Linked DNA regions of Homo sapiens: all the other regions are linked to region 3. The links are chromatin loops, found by intact Hi-C in ENCODE. Cell type or tissue: chondrocyte. All regions are shown on one strand.

What was found. Hi-C counts contacts between places; a loop is a spot of excess contacts. Peaks named below come from ENCODE experiments on the same cell type or tissue, not always from the same donor. Only the 100,000 strongest peaks of a DNase experiment are listed, where the experiment ranks them.
Region 1: a loop joins it to region 3, with 3 times the contacts of the local background. A loop is called at or near these places in 3 of 110 quality-filtered maps.
Region 2: it touches region 3 in a loop (3-fold over the local background); 3 of 110 quality-filtered maps call a loop at or near these places.

Annotation. Positions count from the first base shown.
Region 1 is chr14:91,865,105-91,869,104 of GRCh38, forward strand. TC2N (tandem C2 domains, nuclear) reads right to left here and starts at 2,432. Exons shown (of 12, transcript NM_001128596.3): 1 at 2,158-2,432. RefSeq lists an enhancer at 2,598-2,647. In chondrocyte, no CTCF peak of the experiment used is centred here; no DNase peak of the experiment used is centred here.
Region 2 is chr14:91,895,702-91,899,701 of GRCh38, forward strand. The region is part of intron 4 of FBLN5 (fibulin 5); the gene reads right to left. Among named protein-coding and RNA genes, the nearest start is that of TC2N, 30 kb to the left of the region's middle. RefSeq lists an enhancer at 1,410-1,923. In chondrocyte, no CTCF peak of the experiment used is centred here; no DNase peak of the experiment used is centred here.
Region 3 is chr14:91,507,905-91,511,904 of GRCh38, forward strand. PPP4R3A (protein phosphatase 4 regulatory subunit 3A) reads right to left here and starts at 2,406. Exons shown (of 15, transcript NM_001366432.2): 1 at 1,602-2,406. The coding sequence starts at 1,743. RefSeq lists enhancers at 1,006-1,657, 1,658-2,308, 2,126-2,405 and silencers at 1,416-1,465, 1,716-1,775, 1,786-1,885, 2,466-2,665. In chondrocyte, no CTCF peak of the experiment used is centred here; DNase peaks (open chromatin) are centred at 1,603 and 2,447.

The DNA of each region.
Region 1 (4,000 bases), 360 kb after region 3:
ATCCCAAATTCCTGAAAAAGTCACTGCCTGTCAACATGCAGTTCCCCTCTGAAAGAACACCAAAATGGCAATTCAGTAGATCACTCCTGTGTTGACACCTATTTTCTCACTTTAATGATTTATTTCTCTGATGGCTGCTGGCTAAGATTCATTATTAAGAACCATTAGTAAGTCAAACATTCTAACTGGAGGCTTTCATCCCCGCAAAAGCTACCAAAGTGATAAATTTTGCCTCTGTGCACTCCTTTGTCTTGGAGCCTCTTGGTTTTTTTTTTTTTTTTTTTTTAAAAAAACATCTTTTAGCTATGTTCAGGGATTCCAACAAAGATATCAGCCATTTGTTAAGTAACAGGACTAAGAAATTTGAAAACAAAAATATCAGCACAAGGAACAATCTGTATATTTGTTTGTAGTTTATAAGCATTGGCCAATTCCAAAATAATGAAGAGATTTGCTAAGTGCTCACGTTTTTTTTCAGATAAAAAAATATTGCATTTAAAGTAAACACAAATTGTATCAAAAAGAAAAAGTTTATCTAGCATTTATTAGTGTTTCCTTTCAAAATACTTAATAATTCTAAGCAGAGGCAACTTATTCTAAATTTCAAACACATGTCTATAAATTTTCATAAGAATTTTTCTTGTATAAAACAGATGTCTTAATAATTTTTAAAATCTAACTAAAATAATTTTGTGGACCCTGCTACTGCACCTACCACATTATATTCCAGTTTTGTCGTGTATGCTGCATAAACCCCTGGCTAAAGGTGTTATTAAAAAGTTATTAAAGTTTTAGATTAACTTTTTATAAAGTTTTAATAACTTTTAAAGTTATTAAAAAGTTATTAAAGGTGTTATTAAAAAGGTGTTATTATAAAGTTATCGGTGGACTGTCTATCCTGTTCATGTCTCTGAATCCAGCAACCGGCTTAACCAAAGTGGATTCTTAACCAAAGTATGTGATCCTCTCAAGACAAAGACCTTTTACAAACAATATTTCATCTGGCAAGAGGGGAGTAGAGGAGAGTTCCTTTGTCAAGTCTTCTCTCTGTGGGTGACCCCGTTGGCTCAGAATGAACAACTTGGGCACATTACAGTAACCACCCAGGCCACAAAAATGCGTTGAAACCACTGAAAATGAAATAATCAGACCTACTTAAATGTTTTTACCATCTGGGCAAATAACACCCCAAGGGCCAAGACTTACCTAAGAAAGTGTCTGAAGTATGTTACCCAAGCCTGAGAGGCAACAGGTAGGTGGATTTTGTGCCAATTAGAAAGTGTTATGATTGGCAAACCACTGCAAAACTCTGAAATTGCAGTGAAATGGAAATGCTGGCTGTCATCCCCAAAGTACATTTCAAGGAATCACAAAACTTCAGAATTAGAAGCAATTATTTAGGATGAACGTTTTCACCCACATGAAAGTTGGAAGATGAGGTGGTAACACGAGAGCTTTTGCAGGCGTCCCTACTCTTAATCCTGCGCCCCTTCCACCTTGGTACCCTTCATTCTTCAGGACCTGATGGAGTGGTACAAAGCAGAGGTCACTTGACAAGCTCAGCCCAGCTCCTGGATGGGGCAAAGCTGACAAGGAATAGGCACAGGGAGCCTGGAGATCTCAGGGTCCAGGAAACAGCCTGCCCCATTAGAACTGCACAGCAGAGCACAGCACTGGGATCAGAGAGCAGGCTCATCCCCAGTCTTGTACAAAAAATAACATTTGATGATTCCCAAGGGGTAGGTAAAGCAAGTAGCATTTGGGGTTCCAGCAGCCTCTAGAACTGTTTCCCAAATGTTTGGAGCTTGACTTTGCAGTATACACTTTGCCCTGGACTGTTTTTCTCTTAATTTTTAGGCCCAAGTGTATTTTAAGGTAAATGGATCCCACATGCCTCTGGTGCATTTACACTGAACCCATCAGACCACATTTTGAAAGCGCAATTTGAGGTCCAAGAAGCCCTTGGAGGCTGCTTTTATGAGCCTGAGTTTCTTTTCTTAGAAGCAGGAAGCCACATTTTGACATGAACAAATAAAACACAAACCTTAAAGACTCGGATCTGGTTCCAAATGTGGCACCTCTGAAACCAGTGGGTCCTCAAATCATCAAGACAGAAAGCTTCCCAGTTTTCTTTTTGAGAAGTTCATGGAGACTTACCCCTGTGTTCTGTTGAGCCCAGAGGCAGTGGTTCGGAGGCGCTCGGTGCAAAGCTCACGTAAACCTTCAGCATTTCTGATTCCATCCTTCTTCCCAGCCCCTGAGTCTCCCTACACAGCAGGGACCCAGGCTCACTGCTGCCTTCTGGCCTTTGCTTTTCGGAGCCGAGCTGAGTGAGTCCCAAGGGAATCACCCTCTGTTTTATAAGCTTTGAAACCAGAGCATCCTGAGCCATTTGGTGCTGATGTGATTGCTAACACCACTTGACCCTGACTGAAGAACCACAACTAGGCATGGTTTAGATGTGCTTAGTTAGAGAAAAAAATAACCACAGCCAACAGCAAAGTGAGGTGTGTGGTGTGGGTGTGAGAAATGCTCTTGGGGTGAGGAGGGAGGACTTGCAGCTTCTTGGATGCTACAGGGCGTGGAACATGCTGTTTCCTTCCACTGAAGGCCTAAGATACTACTAAGTGGAACAGGAGAATTCCCTGGCCCCCTCACAGGATGTGCAACAGGGGTGTGGCTCTCTCTTCAGCCACCCCAAGCTAAAACCCCTTATGGGAAGGGGAGCACGCAGACAGGCAGGTGCAGGAACCAGGGTGAGCACTTTTGGGCCCCAGCCCCATGACAGCATCCCGGGGTCGGTGTCTGTGACTTCCAAAGCCCGAGTAGGCACTGAAACAGTGCAGTCTTTCAGCCTTGCCATCCGTGGACAGCTTAAGCGTTAACCAGCTTAGTGGACCCTCTCCCTTTTTGCCAGGGCAGAGGGCCAGTGTGACAGTTTCCTGTATCCCGAGCTCTTGTCCAGCATCCCGGAGGGATCAGGTCACACATGGATTTGCAGGATGAATGCAGGGGTTTTATTGAGTGGTGGAGGTGGCTCTAAGTAGGATGGATGGGGAGCTGGACAGGGGATGGAGTGGGAAGATGATCTTCCCCTGGAGTTTGGCCATCCAGTGGCCAGTTTTCAGATCGTCTCCAGTCGAATTCCTCCCAATGTTCCTTCTCTTCTCTCCTTCTTTGCCGTGCTTTTCTGCCATTCATGTCTGCTCATCTTCTTGTCTCCCCGTCTGCTTCTGGAGCCTGGAGCCTGGGGTTCAGGGTTTATATGGGTACAGGATAGGGGACATGGCAGGCCAAAAGGCAACTTTTTAGGGATGAAAACAGGAATGGCTGTCCTCATTTAGGGCCATGGGTACCCAGGCTTGAGGGTGGGGCCTTTGCCAGGGAACCACCCTCTTCTACCCAGTATTTCCCTGTCTCCTGTCCATATCACAAGGATCTGTGGAATGCCTACTAAGACTAGGGGTCCAGGACACAACTCCTGATAGGCACTGTGGGGGTCCTTAATGAATACCTCACCAACAGGTAGGATGGGAGCACCCTCAGATGGATCTGTAGACTCCACCTCAGCTATCAGGGAGTGCACTTTTTTCCTGAAGCCTTGGGTTGATTCCTGGGATGGCACATAAAGACAGCCATCCCAACCTGTTCTCCTGTGACTTGCAATGTTGACTCTCTTGGCCCCTGCACAGGGTTCTAAGACTTGAAGGATGTCCAGAGGCCCTGACCAGGAAAAGAATAATGTATCCTACAATGAGCAGAAAAGACATTGAGGGCAAGGCAGCTAGGGCTCCAGCCCCATCTGTCCACCTCTCTTTCTAGGGTTTATAACAATACATTCTCAACTCTGGCTACATAGTCAAGTTTTCAAAAATCCTGATGGCCGGGCCCTACCTAAGCCCAATGACATCAGAGTGTCTGGGGGCATGTCCCGGGGAATCAATCTTTCCTCCAAAGTTCTACTGGTTATCCGTCTATGCAGCCAGGGTTGAAGGCCACT
Region 2 (4,000 bases), 390 kb after region 3:
CTGGGAGGATCGTTTGAGCCCAGGAGGTGGAGGCTGCAGTGAGCCGAGATCGCACGACTTCACTCCAACCTGGGAGACAGAGTGAGACCCTGTCTCAAAAAAAAAAAAAAAAAAAAAAAAAGTTCCCTGCCAACAGAAGCTGGCAGTCCAGTTGCTTAATGGTATTCACCCGTGAAAATCTTTCGGTCTGAAGCTCTCCAGTCTTCGCTCCACTCCATAGTTCCTGGGGCTAATCTCTGTCTGTCCTCTGCTCACAGCAAGTCTCTCTATGCTGCTCTAGAGCCCACTGCCATCTGTCTGGTGGCATGAAGATACTTGCATCCACCTCGGTCCCTTCTTAACTTAGAGCTTCAGAGCACAGATATCGAGCCATATTCATGGTCATTCCCAAGCCATCTGGTGTGGACAGTCAGTGCTCAAAACTGTTTGTTGAAACTGAAACATCCTCCTCCCCTTTCTCCCCTGCACTGCACTTTAGGGGAGAGCGCCCAAGATCCTGAAATGGACCTCCCGATGCCACACTCTCACTTTGACCTAAAGGAAGAGACTTTTCATTAAATATTCACACATTAATTTACTCCACAAGGATCCACGGTGCCTCCTGGATCTGCCTGGTCCAGAGGACCCCAAAACCTTTTCTCCTTGTCAGCCCTGCCTTCACCTGCACCTTGGTGGGTCACCTTCCCTCCCCTCTTCATTCCTGCATCAGGGTTTGCTCATCTACACCTTTTCTCCACCTTCACCGAATGGACCATGGTGCAGTCGGAAGTAATACTGAAAGCTGCAATTCACTGAGCCTGTGTTATGTGCCTGACACCTACCTTGTTACTTGTATTTACTCTCACATCACCCTGTGAGGTGGGCTCACAATCCCCATTTTACAGATGGGAAAACTGAGTGGAAAGAGCTAGTAAGCACCAAGCCAAGAGCTGAGTCCAGGCCTCCCTGCCTGCCTGACTCTAAGTCTACTCCGTGCAGGTCTAACAGAGGTCATGCCACCCAGGACCAAGCAGATTCAGGGGGGAGCTGGCAGACTGGGCTGAGGGAGGGCTGAGCTTTTGTTGCTTTTTACTGACCCCACTCCCACGCTGTCTGCCTCCTGACACTGCAGATTGCAGACTTGATCATCATCCATTCAGTTGGCTTCTTTGAATACGTACGGTGGGGATGGGGGTGTCTAAGACCCAAAAGTGCAAGCTCCTTGAGGGCAAGGGCCTTGTGTAGCATAGGGCTTTGTGAGCTTCAGTAAAACGTTCAACTGGGTGAGCAGTGGTCCCTCGGCTTCAGGTGATATGGCTACAAATCCACCATCCACCTGCAACAGCCCAACACTAACAACGCTGATCAGTCCCCACCCTACCCCAAAATGACAGCTGTCTGGGAATCCTATGGAAGTGGCTTTCCCTCCTCTAAACATGAACGACCTCCAAGAACCTAGTGCCAAGATGACGGCAGCCTCCACTCCACCCTGATGTTAAGCATGTGCAGCCTCAGTGGCAAAGACCCAGCCCTGTTCTCAGCTGCAAGGACTCCAGCCTCCCCTTTGCCTCCCTTCCATGCAGCTCTGCCCACCGAGCACAGCCTCCCAGGGGAGCTGGTGAATAATGCTTGGCCAGAAGCTGCTCCTGCTCAAATCCACAGTGAAGTCTATGACAATAAATAGTGCCACTATCGGCTGGTGCGTATTTACATTTTCCCAGCAGGGAGTGATGGATGGCAATTGTGTGCTGGGAACAACACTGCCTTAGGAATTTCTGTTCTTTTTCCTGCCTTGAGGGGAATGAAGGGTGAGGGTGACCAACACAGGAGAAGAATCACTGGAGAGGCTTGGTGGCAGCAAGTTCCCAAGCCTCTGTGCTTGCGTAATTTGCATCCCACACAACTGTGCCTGCCAAGTCCTACAGAGAGAAACCAGACGCATGCCAGCAGGCCAGGCTGGACTCAGAAGGGCACAAAGGGCCCCATCGTGGGCATGTGTGCGAAGTATTCAGGCCGAAGATCAAAATCCTTGAAGTTCACTCTTTTAAAAACTCCAGCACTTTTACTGAACTAAAGAATTAACTCAGCCAGGCGCAGTGGCTCATGCCTGTAATCCCAGCACGTTGGGAGGCCAAGGTGGGTAAGATTGCTTGAGTCCAGGAGTTTGAGACCAGCCTGGGCAACATGGCAAAACCCTGTTTCTACTAAAAATACAAAAAATTAATCGGGTGTGGTGGCGCATACCTGTAGTCCCAGCTACTCAGGAAGCTGAGGTGGGAGGATCACCTGAGCCCAGGAAGTTGAGCCTATGGTGAGCCAAGACTGCACCACTGACCTCTAGCCTAGGCAACACAGCAAGACCCCATCTCAAAAAATAAAAGAATTAACTCAGTTATACGACACTTTTGTATTTGTTTTGTTTAAAATACAGATTTTAAAATTAAAATTTTAACTTTCACTAACTTGTTTAATGAATTGTCAATAGAAACTATATTTTGAGACGTCAATAAGTCCCTGAAGTTTTTTTTGGCGGGGGGGGCGGAATCTCTCACCTTTATAGCCTGAAAACACACCTGGTGTAATGCTGTGTCCCTGGTAATGTTCAAGAACTATTGAATGAATGAACACATGAACGGCAAACATCAATCCCTCGCAGCCCCCAGAAAGGTTTTTCCAGCCAACTAGCTGACAAGCCCATTTGGGTGTGTGTACTTTAAAAACAGCCACCACCACGCCAACCACTGTCAGCTTACACACCTGATGGAGCTAAAACTGGAAGTGTTCACACGGTGGGCTTTCTCGGGGGGAGGCTGAAAGACTCATCACACATTCCAGCTCACAGCGGAACTTCTTACATTAAATACATTTGACTTAAATCACAGAAGGAAAAATACATTGAATCACTCCAAGGACATTCTTTGGCAGGGCCTCCCTTTCCGCATCAGTGGAAAAGTACAAGCTATGACAACCTGAGCAAGGGTCAGTATCCTCATGGGCAAACAGGGTCTGCTTTCTTTTCCTGTGCAGTAGTCAGGAAGAGTCCCCTAAGAGAAAAGAATGCTGGGTGCATTCAATCCTTTATTCATTCACTTGCTCACTCATTCATTCATTCATTCTTTTTTTTTTTTTTTTTTTTTTTGCGACGGAATCTCGCTCTGTCGCCCAGGCTGGACTGCAGTGGCGCAATCTAAGCTCACTGCAAGCTCTGCCTCCCGGGTTCACACCACTCTTCTGCCTCAGCCTCCCGAGTAGCTGGGACTACAGGTGCCCACCACCACGCCCGGCTAATTTTTTTGTATTTTTAGTAGAGATGGGGTTTCACCATGTTAGCCAGGATGGTCTCTATCTCCTGACCTCGTGATCTGCCCGCATCGGCCTCCCAAAGTGCTGGGACTACAGGCATAAGCCACCGTGCCCGGCCCCCATTCATTCATTCTTTATGCTCTACAGCGGCTGTGTGTTCGTGTGTGTGTGTGTGTGTGTCCTCCCCAGCCTCCATGACCTTTGGAAGAGCTGGCATCAAGCATATTCCCTCCCGCTGTATGGTACCCAGAAGCAGACTTTACTGGGAGTTCTCTCATCTCCCTGCTCCCTCCTGGCTGCTGTCACACCAGTCGGGTGCCTGGGCACTTGGAGGATTCTGCCACAGCAACCATAGCTTGGCTCCCCACAGGTGAGGCAGTGACTATCTGCTGCCCAGATGACCAGCACCCTGGCAACTGGAGGAAAGCGCTCACCAGCTCTCCCAGAACCTGGAAAAGCCCAGCACTGCCCCTGCCAGGAAGAAGTCGTCATCTGCATCAAGCAGCACAGCTCTGGTGACCTTGCAGTCTCACCTGCACTGGCACCTCTCCCTTGAGACATCCACAGAGTGGCCTTCTCAATCTGAAACAACTGCTCACTTAGGAAAGTCATCAAAACCCATCAATATCACCTCCTCGATGCCTTCCAAGGAGGCCATAGACAGAAAGGGCTTTCAGGCCCCAGGACAGTGGCCTACATATTTGGGAAACTCTTTTAG
Region 3 (4,000 bases):
TGAGGTCAGGAGTTTGAGACCAGCCTTGGCAACAGGGCAAAATCCTGTTTTTATTTTTTTGAAAGTAAAAAATTAAAAAGAAATCTACGGATACTTTCATCTCATAAGAAGCTGATACAAAAAGTCCATACCTTCCAACATACTATGTAAAGTTTTCCAAATGTGTGAAAGATCTAGAGTAGGTTATTATGTGAGTCACATACAAAATTACACTAACACTTGACATTCAAATTGTATTTTAAGAAGCCAATAACTCAGGCCCAGAAAAATACACCCAACATTCAAAAATTTTTAAATGCCTCCAAAAGAAAATAATTTCTCTCCAGATTTAAGTTACTTTGGGTAACCTTATAACCTGTGGGCAATATACTCCAGATTACCACTTTCAATTTAAATAGAACATCAATATTCCCAGAGTCTTCAATTACAGAAGGGCTAGTCTTGTTGGTTTTTCATGGAATTGGAGTTCTGGGGAGAGTCCAATTGAAGAAAATTCCTTGAAATTAGTTTGCAATAATTCAGATACAGAATCGCTACAATCATAATAAACTGGCATCGTTAGCAACTGCAAAATATAAACTAATGTACAAAAAGAAGTGGAAGATAACTTACTTTCACGTTTGGAAGTAACAATTTGAGAATAGTTTTACCCCACTTGAGTATTTTAAGTGAAATTCACTGTATATCGCCAAAAACAGTGGCAATCCCTACAGAGAATAAGCCTTTTAAAATATGAAACAGCACATGTGGAAAAAAGAAAAAACGTGAAACACTTATTTTCAAACAACTTAGTCTTTGAACCTTGAGGGCTGTTTCAAAATTTGTGAAGCATAAACACTAGGGAAGATCCGAAAGGTTTTAAAAATTATCTGCCAACTTCTCTGCACCTGTTAACCAAATTATGAACACCCATTTAAGCAATCAAAAAAAGCTCATATGATTCCAACTTTGCAAGATGTTTATATAGTAAGCTACACACAAAATTCTGCATTACTATAAAAAAGACAACCAACACTGGTGAACGAAAATCTTCGCAAGGGAAAGCGTTTTCTCTTAGTGTAGAGTTGCCAGATACAGTGTTGCCAAGCTTCAACACGATCAGAAACATGTAGCAAAAAGATGTTTAAAAAGAAAAACAAAAAAAGCACAGCAAAACGTTCTTCAAAGTGTGAAAGGTCCAAGAACTTTCTTAGCTCCAAGCAAAGTTTCATGCCTGCTTTACAGATGGGTGAACTAAGGCAGCAGATCGGATTAATCAGTGTCTTTCTCAAGGTCACTCTAGTGCAAAAGAACAGCACACTCCGGACTCCCTATCTCAGGTCCTCGACCTCTCCACACTCCAGGGCGGCACAGCTCAAACACGCTTGGCTCTCCTCGTACCCAAAATGCCACCAGGCACTCAGAGAAAGGAAACATTTCAAGCGCTCTCCGGGGAGCTCCCGCAAGACTGGGGTACCTGGGGCCCGTCCTCCCCCGAGGTGGCCGCCCTCCCCAGCCGTCCCTCTGTTCTCGTGGAGCGAGCGCCATGCCCCGCAAGAACCAGGGAGGCGGCCCAGGGCCGTGGGGGCTGCGAGGGTCCCGCCGCGCGGGGCTTCACTTACCGTCGCTCTCAGCCCTGACAAGCAGGGACATGCCCTTCAGCCGCTCCACGTAGCCAGACGACACATGCCCGGTGCCCCGGTCGTCCCACTGCCGGTCCTCGTTGAGCGTGTACACCTTCACCCGCCGCCGGGTGTCGGTCATCGTGCCGCCCGGGAACCGGGGCGGGGGCCCCGCCAGTAGACGCCCAGGAAAGGGGCCCTGGAGAGGCGAGGGGCGAGGCGTGAGGGCGCCCGCGAGCGGAGGGCTCCCCGGCCTCACTGCCGCCGCTGGGCGCCGCGGGGCCGCGCCGCCGCCTGCATGGCCCGCTCCAGGGACCGAGCTCTGGGCCGCCGCCTTTCCTCGCCTCCGGCTCCCCGGCGCTATTGTCCAGGCCTGGCGAGCCCGGCGCCCGGCAGCCCCGAGGGGGCCGCGCAGCGCTTCGTAGCCTCCCGCCCCGCAGCGCTAGGAACTCGGGGCTCCCGTCACTGCCCTGCTCCCGCCTCCGCCATGATCTCCGCGAAGCAGCTTCCCGCGCCGCCGCCGCCTCCTCAGGCCGCCGCCGCCGCCGCCATATTTTCCTTCCTTATACCTGGCCCTGCCACCGCGGCCAGTGGCTCCCTTCCGCTCCCCCTGTTTTAAACGTCAGAAGCCGACAGGCGCCTGATCCTGCTGCAACTGCTACCACTGCCCGGGAGACTCTGAGGGCCCCCGGCCGCCCAAGCGACCCGGACTAGTGGAAGTCGGTTTCCCTCCGCCGCCGTCTCTTCCGTCTTCCTCACACAGCCAAAACCGCCGCCATCTTGGTTCGCCCCTCAAAAGCGGCGCGCGGGGCCACCCAGGGAGCAGCTGCAGGGGCGGCTCGTAGCCCCACCATTTAAAGAGACAGCAGCGAGACCGGGAGCCTTACTGCGGCGGAGGCTTCCGACGGAGGCGGGAGGCGGGCGCGGAGTTGCCGAGGTGGCGGGAGCGCAGGGAGCGGAGGAGGCGGGACGCAGATTGCGCCGGTGACAGCCCGAGGCTCCCTCCCGCCTCCTTGCACGCACCGTCGTGCGAGCGCTGGGCGGTGTGTGCGTCCGTCGCGCCCTGTGTTCGTCATCAGCCCCGCTCCAGGATGCACGAGGGGCGTGGATACGTTTGCGGCCTCTGCCCGCGGGCCCCGGCGCTTCGGCCTCGCCTCCGCCCGCCGCCACCTTCCCTTGTTCCTGCCCCGTCCCTGCCTCTGCCCCTGCCCCTGGCCTGCGGACGCCGGGCAGCGTGGGCCTGGGCCCCTACCCGCTTCCGAGAGCGTTTTCCCGGGGCCGCCTTTATGGCTGAGTCGGGCGCTCGGGACCCACCCGGCGCCTTGCGGACTTGAGGGAATGAAATGGAAACGCTTCCGGGGAAGGTCGCGGGTGTGGGCGCCTAGGTCGGCGCAGCCTTGGGAGCCGCCGTGGGTCGCGGACTGGCGTGGCCAGTGTGGAAACTTGGGACTGTTTGCGATTTCTGGGCGTGGGACCGAGTTCCAAGTGACAATTCTAAAACTTCACCTTACAGCCTAGGCAAGCCCCAAGTGCTCCATTCCTTCATCCCTATCAGAACTGTCTGCCAGCCTTTCTTGTCGGAAAAGGAACTTAAGGCGCTCACAAAAACAAATGCGACACTGTGTAATCGGGAGGAGTAATTCTCAGCATTAGGTAGTCCTGTGTTTTGAAGACCTACTTGATGTCAAGTATTGTTGATCTTCACAAAGGAATATCATTCTCGTTCCTATCATGCAGCTCATATGCCACCATTTTGGTGGCTTTTACCATTTGCCAGGCCTTGCCAGGTCGGGCTTGTCCGCTCGGAATATAATGCAGCCACACACATAACTTTAAATTTTGCAGTAGCCACAAAAAGTACGAAGAAACTGGTGAAATTAGTGTTAACGTTTTAGTGCGGTATTTTCAAAAGTTATTTCAATAATCAAATTACTAATGAGATATACGTACAATGTCTTAAAAATGTGATATATTTTGTCCTTCCAGCAAGTCTCTGTTGGGATACTAAATTTTCATCAGAAATATCTACGTTTAGATTTTATTGAAAAAAAATTTTTTTTGAGACAGGGTCTCTCTGTCACCCATCCTGAAGTGCAGTGGCTCAGTCTCAGCTCACTGCAGCTTCAACCTCCTGGGCTGAAGCGATTCTCCCATCTCAGCCTCCCAAGTAGCTGGGACCACAGGTGCGCAGCACCACTGCCAGTTAATTAATTAAATTTGTTATTATTTTTTTTTTTCGGTAGAGACGGGTTTCACTGTTGCCCGGGCTGGTAGAGTTTATTAAATTTACAGTTGAAAATGTAGATTCACATATTCTGTTATTCCAATCATACTTAAAAGTTTTCCAAAAGCTGAATCAAGTATCAGTTTTTAAATTTAGCTGGGCGCGGTGGCTCACG